Linked DNA regions of Homo sapiens: region 1 is linked to region 2. The links are chromatin loops, found by intact Hi-C in ENCODE. Cell type or tissue: PC-9. All regions are shown on one strand. Each heading gives the region's core, and the rest is flanking DNA. Links, peaks and the distances in the headings are about the cores only.

What was found. Peaks named below come from ENCODE experiments on the same cell type or tissue, not always from the same donor. Only the 100,000 strongest peaks of a DNase experiment are listed, where the experiment ranks them.
Region 1: it touches region 2 in a loop (2.5-fold over the local background); 2 of 110 quality-filtered maps call a loop at or near these places.

Annotation. Positions count from the first base shown.
Region 1 is chr15:95,712,185-95,718,072 of GRCh38, reverse strand. No RefSeq gene overlaps it. Among named protein-coding and RNA genes, the nearest start is that of LINC00924, 280 kb to the right of the region's middle. RefSeq lists a silencer at 1,894-2,123. In PC-9, for the core only: no CTCF peak of the experiment used is centred there; no DNase peak of the experiment used is centred there.
Region 2 is chr15:95,767,008-95,772,895 of GRCh38, reverse strand. No RefSeq gene overlaps it. Among named protein-coding and RNA genes, the nearest start is that of LINC00924, 340 kb to the right of the region's middle. In PC-9, for the core only: no CTCF peak of the experiment used is centred there; a DNase peak (open chromatin) is centred at 2,445.

The DNA.
Region 1 (5,888 bases), core at 389-5,388, 55 kb after region 2:
TTTTGATGAAATTAAAAGAAAAAAAACTATTACCTACACAAAACTGCAAATTTTGAATTTGTGCTTATTGAAATTTGGGTCCCTGCAATTTACTTTATTGTTTGAGACAGACTCCTGCATTTGACACATGGATTGAGGAAGAAAAGGAGGGGAGAAGAAGTCACTTTCCAAGCCCACAAAATCATATTGTATATGTTCTGCCAATGTTCTCATACGAACTAGAGCTAGTTAAGAAGTTCTACAAAGCTACAAATGAATAATTGCCACTTGCTTCACACACCTTCATCTTACTCAATATTTCCCAAATGGAGTTAACTGAGAATCAGAAACTGGAGATATGGGAGGGAGTGACTTGTCAACTCTGGTTACCATCACCTATTTTATTATTATACGGAAGATATTAAGTGGGTAGAAACATATTTATTTGATCTCCATATTAAATAATTAAATATAATGAATATACAGCATGAATTCCATTATGCTAATAGCTAATATTTAACTGAAAATTTCTGAAATAATAATCACTTACATAATTCCAAGAAACAGTCCTAGAATAGAATGATTTTCACAGTAAAATGAATGCATGCACACATGTATGTACGAATGAGTGAATACATAAATAAGAAAGAGGGGAACATTAGACGTGTCCACCTTTCTTGTTTGAAGACAGCTATTTGGCCTCCTCTCATTGGTCCCTGTTCCCTGTGGTTGCTTGGGCCCAGGTGGATGGCCAAGAAGATTCTTCCCAACAGTTCTTCTCATACTGGTGCCTCTTGAGAACCTTATTTTCGTTCTAGTTAGTTGCACAATACACTTTTGTGAGTAACTTTCTTTCCTGGTCAGTCTCTTAGCTATGATTGGCAGGTTCTGTAATACCATGTAGAACTTCCAAAATAGTCCTAGGGTACAGACAACTGCTTTGTTGCTTGTCTGGGCTACGGAATTAAGATTGCAAGGAATTTCCTGGCAATTATTTTGTTGGGACTGAAAGGATATTGGATCCTGGTCTTAGTAACTAACTAAGTTTTATCCCTCTTAGGATTTTACATTGTTTAATCCATAACTAACTATACTTTATCTTTCACTGGGAGAGCAGTCCATGTTTTAACTGTCATTAGAAGCTGATTCTTTCTTTCTTTTCTCTTTCTTTCTTTTTCTTTCTTTCTTTCTTCTTCCTTCCTTTGTTCCTTCCTTCCATCCTTCCTTCTTTCCTTCCTTCCTTCCTTCTTTCTCTTTTGCTTCTAAACATTTACTTCTTTTGTTGACACCAAGTGCAAAAGTTGTCTCTCTGCATACTTCAATCCAGAGAGCTTCTAGGTGGGTGACCCTTAGATACAAGGTTCTGTATAACTTAGTATTGACTTAGTTTGGCCAGGGTAGCAAACCTTGTTTTGTTGTTGTTTCTGCAAATTCTATCCCTTTTTTTCAAAATAAAGGCTACAATTACTTAAACTTTTCCAATCAGGCTCCTCATCTCCACAATGACATTCTTCATGCTGGGGGTGGGGGGTAGAGCACTCTTTATTTGTCCTCTCCACAGCGCATGGTCCCAGCTGTGTGGCTCCCTACATGAATATGCATGAAATCAGATATGACATTGCCCTGCTCCCATTAATAATCTTGTCATCTGACTTGTGCTCCAGAAAGCTCCAGCTCATGGCTTCTCAGAGCAAATGTAGCCTGAAGAAAAACAAGACAAAACCAAACAAGATGAAAAAATACATATCTTTGTGCTCATCTTTTTTATTTGATTGGGATTAAGTATTCCAACACTTGGGCATGGGTTTGTGAGGGGAGCAGAGGAGGGGTGGAGAGACAGGGGGTGAGCGAGGCTGAGAAGTCGGCCCCTGTGTGAATGGCCTGGCTTGTCGGGAGCCTACAGTGGTGGGTGTAATGGTATGCGAAGTGACCTTGAATATAGGCGCTGTGGGTAGCCCCAGCTTTTTTGTAAAAGAAGCATTTGCAGTGGAGGTTTGGGTTTCAGGCCTCCCAGTCATCAATCATCTCAGCCCATTCTTCTCTTTGACAGCTCAGTACAAGGCCTGACATTTGACACCCAAGACCCTGGGACTTATGCACAGACACAAGCTGAGGCCCTAAGGGAGGGGAAGAAGGGAAGAGGAAAAAAAAAAGAGCTGTTTTATATATATATATATATATATATATTTTTTTTTGTTTTGTTTTAAGTAGCAAACTGAAGAAGATAACCAAACAAATCTTAACTGCCACAGGAAATGATTCTGCAGCAGAGCATCGCCTTGAATTCTCTCTGCTGCTTTGTGATTTTTTCCTGCTGTTTACAGGTTGCTTAAAATAGTTCTGTGCAGTTAGTTTGGGGCAAATATCTGAGCTTGGCGAGTCACTTTCCATTTGCCAGATTGAATCCAACCTCAGCATTCAAGGATGGATTAGTGGACATGGGGGTTATCACTTTCTGGACAATGGCTCATGACACAGTGACCTGAATGTCATTACATCATACTGTCACCTCAGAGGAAGGCCACCCTCAGGGTACTTTCTCTTTGGAAAATTGAAAAAATAAAAAAGGAGAGATAATAACTCAGGTTCAGATATGAGCTCACTGAAGTTCGAGGTCAACTAATGCAAGTGTTTCAGGGATCAAATAATGGTAATTGGTGTTAAGAAGAATTAGGTAATTTATGGTTCTAACATTGAAAGAGCCTAAAAGGCTTACAACATGCAAGTCCCAGGATTTCATGGGTGAAGGTCCAGGTGGCTCTGCCTCAAATCCCTATTCATCTAAGGCCAGTTAAACTGAGTGCCAAGCTCTGAGCTTGTGAGGCCAAGGGTGTGTGATTAAATTCTTACCCAAGTCTGAGACCTGACAGATCAATCTAGCAAGCATTTTTTTGACACTGACTATATGCCTAGCATTGTACTAGTGTCATAGAACAGGCAAATATTCTAAGAGATGATCCCAGCCCACACAGACACTACCATATATTTGGAGAGATAAAGCATGCATTGATAAGATAGTGCATAATAGTATGGCAAAAAAACAAATATGTTCTGATTTATCAACTAGGTTGTCTCCAGGATTACTTAGCACATCGTTCATTCTGGAAGCACTGGCATCCCACACACCCACTCAAGAAATCACATGTTTCTTCCCAGTGGAAATGTAGAAAAATATTTGGGGTTTGCATAGGAAATATAAAATGCTTTCTAAGAACATCGAAGAGTACAGGCTTAGAATACAGAGTTAAATATTAGGAATCTTTTAGAAAAACATTCCCAGAGAAAATACGCAATCAGAAGTTGAATGGGGCAGTGGCTGGATTAGAAATGAGTTTTCTTTTTATGTCATTTTCCTATAATCCATAATGAGTGCATGCAACTTTTTATTAATTAATACATGATAATTTTTAAACTACAAAATTTTATAAAATTTATAAATTATAAAATATTAATTTATTATTAAATAATAAATTATTTAAAAAATAATTTTTTAAAATGGAGATCCTTAATGGCTACCTAGAACTGTATACTACTTACATTTCATTCTGTAATTTTTCTCTTAGTGTAGAAAGTCTGATAATACTTCCTTTTCACTACCCTTCCACTAATAGTTAATAAAGTTCATTCTCCTGTAAGAGCAAAGGTGGACACTTCACACCCCATAGGATTAGCCTCTGAGCCCGAGTGAGGCTATTTGTAGTAGATTGAGTTCCTCTTCCATGTTCTCACAATGCCTTATGTTCTGGCACAGCATGGACCTGCTCTGTTAATTTGGGAATCACTTATCTTGCCCATTAAACAGTGAGCTCCTTGAGGGCCAGGACCCATCTTTTTCTCCAGGAAGTGTTCTCATTTTAATATCTCCAGGAAGGAGGTCTTTGCTTTGCACAGGAGGTACTCAATAACCTTTTGAAGAATTTATAGATGTATGAATAAGTATCTGTGTCTATTTATTAGACAAGTATCATCATTATTGTTTTCAAGGACTCATTTGTGCACCTTCAAACAGCCTCACATTTATTCGTCATGGAGCTTTGTTTTGTTATCACTCTTGGCAGTAAACAAATTTATTCCTCTGAGTTTTCATAAAATTCTTGCCAGGAATGAACTGATAAAAACTTGCCAAGCTCCCATCTTTTTCTGTTGAAACTTATCTGTTTAGGGGTTCCTACATAGAATTTGCTCTTTCTCTACCTTTTTTTTAATTTTTAAGTTTATTTTTATAGGCTTTGTTGTCCTTCTTGCCTTTAGTTCTCTAGAGAAATGAATTGTACTTTCAACTTTTAATTCTTCAAAATAAAGCACCATCTATAATGATGTACACATTAAAGTTTCAGATTATTAATTCCTGTTCAAAGTAGTTCCGAGTGATTTTATTTCCTTTTTCAAGTATTTTCCTATTCAATCAGGGGTACTCATCTGTGTCTGGAGAAATCTGTGGTGTTTTTGACCTAGCGTGTTTCTTTTTTCCCCTAGAAAACTCCACCCACTGCCTGGAAGGATTCTAAATCCAAATCATGGCTTTTCTTTCTCATTTTGGGAGAGAAGTACAGAATCTGCAATCTTGCAAAATGAAAGGTCTTAATCTTGAGGGAAAGTCTTTGATCCATAAAATAAGAGTTATGCTTAGTCGTGAGCTTTTTGAAACAGTATTCTTCGTTTAGTGCAAAAAAATCTACAGTCAGAAGTTTGAAAATGCCACGCAGTAGAGATGATTAGTTTTAATATAAATAGAATGGTGCCATTGAAGGCAAACGCAACAACTCAGTTTTGTTTTAAAACTTGGATATTTTCTACTGTTGGCAAAAAAGTGGAATTAAATATTTGTAATTAACAATGTTCAATACCACAATTGTGACACTCTCAGACTATGATATTCACTGGATTTTGGCTCACTTAGGGTGAAGAATGTATTGTTCTGCAGAGAAATTCTGTAGCTGTTTTTCTCTAGGTTCACTGCATGTCACACCACAGAATTGGGATTCAAGAGATGAGCCTGTATTTCTAATCATGTTGATATTTCCCATGTAGCTTCTTAGTCAGCTCCTTGGATTCTTCACACAAAACTATAAAAGGTCATCAATTATAGGGACCTTATGTAAATACTGGGCTGTTTTGTGATTCTATTCTGAGTAACGTTTATATACATCTGCTCAAATAAATTAATTTTCTTGTCCCAAATGACTCATTTAGTGGAACTAGAAGTTCTCATGCCAATGCAAATAGAGAAGGGGAGAGAGAGGGCACAGGGAAATGGGGAGGATGGGAATTCATTTTATCATCTACCAATTTATGAGCCCTGGCATATAATTTTTAAATAGAAAAGCACTTTAAGCAAATATTTAGAAAGAAAAGAAAAAGAGGGAGAATTAGAAATCCTGTCTTCTTAGGTGGAGTATAACCATCTTGAGGGTATGAAAATGAATTGAGACATACCTGCATTTGAGTGTCATCCATGTTATTTTCTAGCTGGATGACCTGTTTTACTTTAACTTCTTAGAACCTTATTTTCCACACCTAGAAAATCATACTAGAGTTACTCAAACTATGAACCTGGCAATGAAATTGCACAGCGTTTCTTTCTTCTCTAAGTGCCAGTGCCGTCTCCACAGACATTAGACATTTTATAAAGGATGGAGAAACTCTTGCAGACTTTGCTCAGTTCTTTTAAGTCAGGCTAAGGTGGGCCTGACAAATCCCTGAAACTCTACCTTAGGCTTGGGTTCATGGCCCTGTAAGTTTTAATAGCGTTTCCTTTCCTTCTAAGAAAGTTTATTTACAAAACCTCCATGTCTCCAACAACCCCTTGCAAAGTATCATGGACATTGCCTACTCCAGACTCCATATTGATTCCCTATCACTTACTTGATGCCAATAAACTTCCTCCCTTTACATTTATACCCTCTCAT
Region 2 (5,888 bases), core at 557-5,556:
TGCCTACACCTTTCAAAGTAGGTTACATTGTATAGTACGATTATGTCTTCCTGTAACCTCTATTTCAAAAGTGCATGGTGTGTAAATAATACATTTTTCTAACAACTGTTTTAATGGTCACTGTTTTTAAGGTCATCTTCATGTGAAATTCAAAACTGCAAAATGCTGAAAATCCAATTTTGCTTTAAAGGAAGGGATGTTTTCTTTTTCTTTTTTTCTTCCCCCTTTTGGGTTTTTATTCCTATTTCTTAAAATGGTAATCTCAATGGGAATTGGCATACTCATACATCAAACTTCATTTATGCCAACATCAAGTTAAATAATTTCTCCAAGCTTTAAGTACACCATGAAATTGGGCATACCTATGTGGGCTATTGCTATTGACTTCTCAAATTATTACATTACACTTTTCTTCTTGAAACCAGACAAATATGATATTTTCAGGGATAGAAGACACAAATTTATCTCTTTCTATTGCCCCCAAAAGACATTATAAGCTGCTGTGTCTTCTGGTTCGTGCAGGAAACACCCAATTACTGCCAGCTAGAACATCCACGAAATGATTTCTATTAAAATAGATTGAACCCCCCAATAACTACAGGTCTGTGTATATGTTCCTATATAACATTCATTATTTCTTCTTCTGATGACATTGTAGAAATTTGGAAAATTACATAAAATTACAGTGGGAGGAAAAAAATCATTTGTAAGTCTGCCCAGATAATCATGATTTATATTTTGCGGTGTAATAATCCCTTGCCAACCCCAGCTTGGCCAACTGAAGTATTGAGATAACACTGTTTTGCATCATTATGCCAAAAATTAAAATTCCACAACCTATTTACATATACAGGATTCAGTTCAATATCCTTAAACAAGTGCAGAATGACAAGATTTCTTTAAATTACACTCCTTTGATATAAAAGTGAAAGAACAGATATGCAAAATTTTGCCTTTGTACAAAGACCAGGGGAGGGGCATTTATGTTGCTGAAATCTGTTAAAACAAAATGAAAACACAAAACACTAACAGGGGTTGAAACATCCAACCAGGAGTAACCTGTAAATGACATAAAATTAGTGGAACATATTGCCTTTACCATATAATGGGCGCTAAAAATAATATTTCCCTGGAAGATTGAAGAAAGTAAATTAGCACTATTGTTAACTTCCAAAGTAGATATTTGTTAATGCTGTAGTATCTTTCGTTTCACAACAGATTACTTTCTATGCTCCAAGTGTAGTACATTTTACTATTTTCCAGTAAAATCCTTATTTTCTATGAACATCTGATATAATTATAGTTTTGTCGTTCATTAGAGTACCAGGAATTTAACTAGCATATTGATAAGGATTAAATATAAATACCTTTTTACATTGATATATTTATACTTAAAAAAAAACAAAATGAAATCATTGTATTTTATAACTTGCCTTTTCTTTAACAATTACTATAGGATTTTTCTTTTATGCTGTTCTGTTTTCTTTTAATAATTATGAATGGCTCCCTAGAATCTCATCAATGAAACCATAGCTTATTAAGGCATCCACTCTATAGATCATTAGACTGCATTTAACTCTATTTTTCTTCTTAATTAATAAAACCACAATTAATAACTTTGAGTTTAAATCTTGGGCATATTTTTAATTTTTGTTTTTAATATATATTTCTCTAAGTCCAATCAAAAGGTCTACAGATAGGACCACTTTAAGGTCTGTGACACCTTTCTCCATTTTGCTCCACAGAAATATTATTCTGTTTTACTTGTCCCTTAGTTTATCCATGAATGGACTTTCATGATACTGGATGTTATCATGAAAACATTTTGCCAATATTAATAATGAAATAATGTATCTATTGTTATTAATTTCCATTTTTTATTACCAGGCATTTAAAACACTCTTTTATGTTTCTTTTCTATGTTCTTTTCATTTGTGAATGGCCCTTTTTCATGCTTTCACACATTTTTCAATAAAGGCATTCTTTTCTGTGATCTTTTCGGATGTAATTTTTTTGTTTCATTTCACCTTGAAGTTAATTTCAAAGTTTTAATTAGAACAGAGAAGTTCACATTTCAATTCAGCCAAATCCAACCGTCTTTTCTTCAGAGTTCCGTCTTTATCTTTTTGTAAACCAAACATTTTTTGTCATATCAGGACCTGCTTACAGATATCACATTCACAGTGATATTTTTGTCAGCACTTATCTCTAAATGTGTTATGAACTTCTTTAGATTTTCCTTCTCTAAAGGAAACACTGAGGGAGCCAGCTCCCCTTTTGGCTAGTGATGTTTGTGTTTAGTTTCTTCTTCCTTCCAGGTAAATTATTTCCTAAGAAGCCTCTAACTTCTTATGCAAATATGTCTTTGCTAGGCACAGACAAAGAGTTTGCCCAACACAACCTGGCACATTTGAATGTCTTTTCTGCCCAGCTTAGACCCCTGTGGCATTTAGGTATTTGCCACCCAGAGGTGAGGGGCTCTCCCATATGCCAGAGGGATTCCTACATGCCTAGAGGGTGAGCAATTATCCTGGTATCTGAAATATCACTGACTAACTTTCATTGTTCTGTGTGGTGGGGAAATGGAGCATTTCTTTCCAAGTTTTTGTATGAGAAGGTAAAGGAAAAAACAGCAGCCCACACTGTCCTTTTTCATTCCAAATGCAGAAGTTTTCCACAGGAAGAGTTTTAGTATTTTTTAGTAGAAATTAAATCTCAAGCAATTGAAACATTTACAATTCAACACTATAATGTACTCAAAAATAAATTATTTTAGCCAAAAGAAAATGATAGCAGATGGAACTCAGGATCCACTGAAGGAAGGAATGAAGAATAGCAGAAAGGGTAAGTATCTTGGTAAACATAAAAGAATTATTTTTGTAGAGCCTTCATTTTTTATATACATATATATTTTAAAAACTAATGACTGCTTAAAGCAAAAAATGATAATAATATATTGTGGGGTCTATAGCCACAAAATATAAGAAAGTAGAAAAAGAGTGGGAGAGGATGAATTGAATTATATAGCTGTAAGATTCTTACATTGTTTTAAAAATAATATAAAATTATTTGAATGTAGACCATGATTACTTAAAAGAAAATTTATGTCATCACTAAGGTGATCAACAAAAATTGCACAAAAATGTAGCTAAATGTTACCACACATAGAATACAAAAATATACACAACTTACCCAACAGAAGGCAGGAAAGAAATGGAATAAACATAAATTTCAAGATGGAAGAGCTCAACTGAATCATTGATAATTACATTAGAAATTGACTAGACAACTTATTAAGAGGTATAATTTTTAAAAATTGATTTAAACTAATAGAAGACCCAACTGTATTTTTATAAGATGTACTTAAAATATAAGCAAACAAGTATTTTGAATGTAAAACTGTGAAAAATGGCACACCATAATGTGGCTATAATATTACACAAAGTAGACTTTGATTAAAAAATTACCAAAAGTTAAAAAAAATTGTAATGTTGAAGGCATCGTCAAGTTCACAGAGAACAATAAAGGTACTAAATGTGTGTCTATCTTTAAACTTCTATATACATGAAGGGGAATTTGGCAAAAATAAAGGCAGAAATAAACAAATGCAAAGCATAGTTTGAGATTTTTATCAACCCTAAATATTTGATAAAACAGGCAGACAAAAAAATAACAGTAAAAATATGGATGATTTGAGAAACAGTATCAACCAACATGATCTAGATGGCCCCTAGTGAATGCTACCACTAATCAATACACGTGGAACATTCATTAAAATAGACTGTAGACTGGGCATTGAAACATATCTTAACAAATACTGAAAGTTTGAAATCATTCCATTTATACCATCTAAACACAATGGCATTTAATTAGAAATTAATAGTGATAAGACATATTTAAACATCCCTAAGTATTTGGAATTGTATTAACACACCTCTACATAAACAATAAATCCACAAATAAGTCACAAATAAAAATTAGAAAATACTTTTGGTTGAAAAGCAATGAAAGCACACTATCAAAACTTGTTAGATGCAGTGAGAGTATAAGCGTAATACTTGGATGAAGATTTATCGTTTTAAACGCTTATATTACAAATTAAGGAAGATATAAAATCAATATTTTAAATTCCTCCATTAAAAAACTGGAAAGGAAAAGCAAATTAAACCCAAAGTAAGGAAAGCAAAAGAAATCATCAAAATAACAGCAGAAATAAATGATACAGAAAATAGGCAAACAATATAAAAATCAAGTCAAAAAATAATTTTTGAAAAGATTAATAATATTGATTAATCCACAGCAAAAATGAACGAAGAGAAAAAGAGACACTCAGAAAAAGACAGAGAAAGAGATTGAAAGAGAACCAATAGTAATAAAACTGTGGTCCTCGCTGAGATTTTATATACATTTAATATAAATATTAAATTAATATAAATATTAAATGTATATAAATATATTAATATATAATCTTTATATATTTAAAGATTAATAGTGGAATGTTATGGGCCAGGTACAGTGGCTCGCGCCTGTAATCCCAGCTCTTTGGGAAGCTGAGGAGGGCAGATCACTTGAGGTCAGGAGTTTGAGACCAGCCTGGCCAACGTGGTGAAACCCGTCTCTACTAAAAATACAAAAATTAGCACGGCGTGGTGGCGGGAGCCTGTAATCCCAGATACTCGGGAGGCTGAGGCAGGAGAATTGCTTGAACCTGGGAGGCAGAGGTTGCAGTGAGCCGGGATGGCACCACTGCACTCCAGCTTGGGAGACAGAGCGAGACTCTATCTCAAAAAATAAGACGAAGAATAATGGAATGTCATGAACACCATTATGCCAATAGCAGAGAAAAGTTAGATGAAATGAATACATTGCTTGAAAAAATACTATCAAAATTAACAAGTGGAAATAAAAAATCTGAATAACTAATTTATTAAAGAAATCATAGTCAAAGAACGGAACAAAAATAATTAAAATGAAATAAACCTTCAGACCTTGACTGCAACACTGATGAAGTTTACCATATATGTAGTGAAAAATAAAACCATAGCTGGGTGCGATGGCTCATGCTTGTAATCCCAGCACTTTGGGATGCTGAGGTGGGTGGATTGCCTGAGGTGAGGAGTTCGAGACCAGCCTGGCTATCGTAGTGAAGCCCTGTCTCCACTAAAAATACGAAAAATTAGCTGGGTGTGGTGGCAGACACCTTTAATTTCAGCTACCAGGAAGGCTAAAGCAGGAGAATCACTTGAATCCGGGAGGCAGAGGTTGCAGTGAGCCAAGATCACGCCATTGCACTCCAGCCTGGGCAACAAGAGCAAAAATACTCTGTCTCAAAAAAAAAAAAAAAAAAAAAAAGAAGAGAAAAAGAAAATTGCAGGGTCATTCTTTCTCAAGAACATAGGCTTAACAAAGCCTCAACAAAATGTTAGCAAATTAAACCGTGACATATATAAAAAACATAATATATGGTGTCCAAGTGGGATTTATCCCAGAAATATAAAGTTAGTTGTTTAGCACTGAAAAATCAATCAGTGCAATTCAACGCATTAACAGATTAAAGGACAGATAAATATACACTGATATGAAAAGATTCACAAATGCATTTGCAAAAATTGAATACCTGTTCAAGAGAAACTCTTGAAAAATTTGTCATAGAAAAAAGACTTATTCATGTAGAAGTTATCTACAGAATTCCTACAGTTAACATCACACTTTTGGGTGAAATATTCAAATAGCAGAAATAAGGCAAATATATTCTCTGTTACTGTTTCTGTTTGAAATTTTTCTGGAGGTTCTAGTCAATACAATAGGGCAAGAAAAAGGAATAAAAGACATAAATATTGGGAGAAAAGAAGTGAAACTTTGTTATTTACAGTGTACATTATGACATA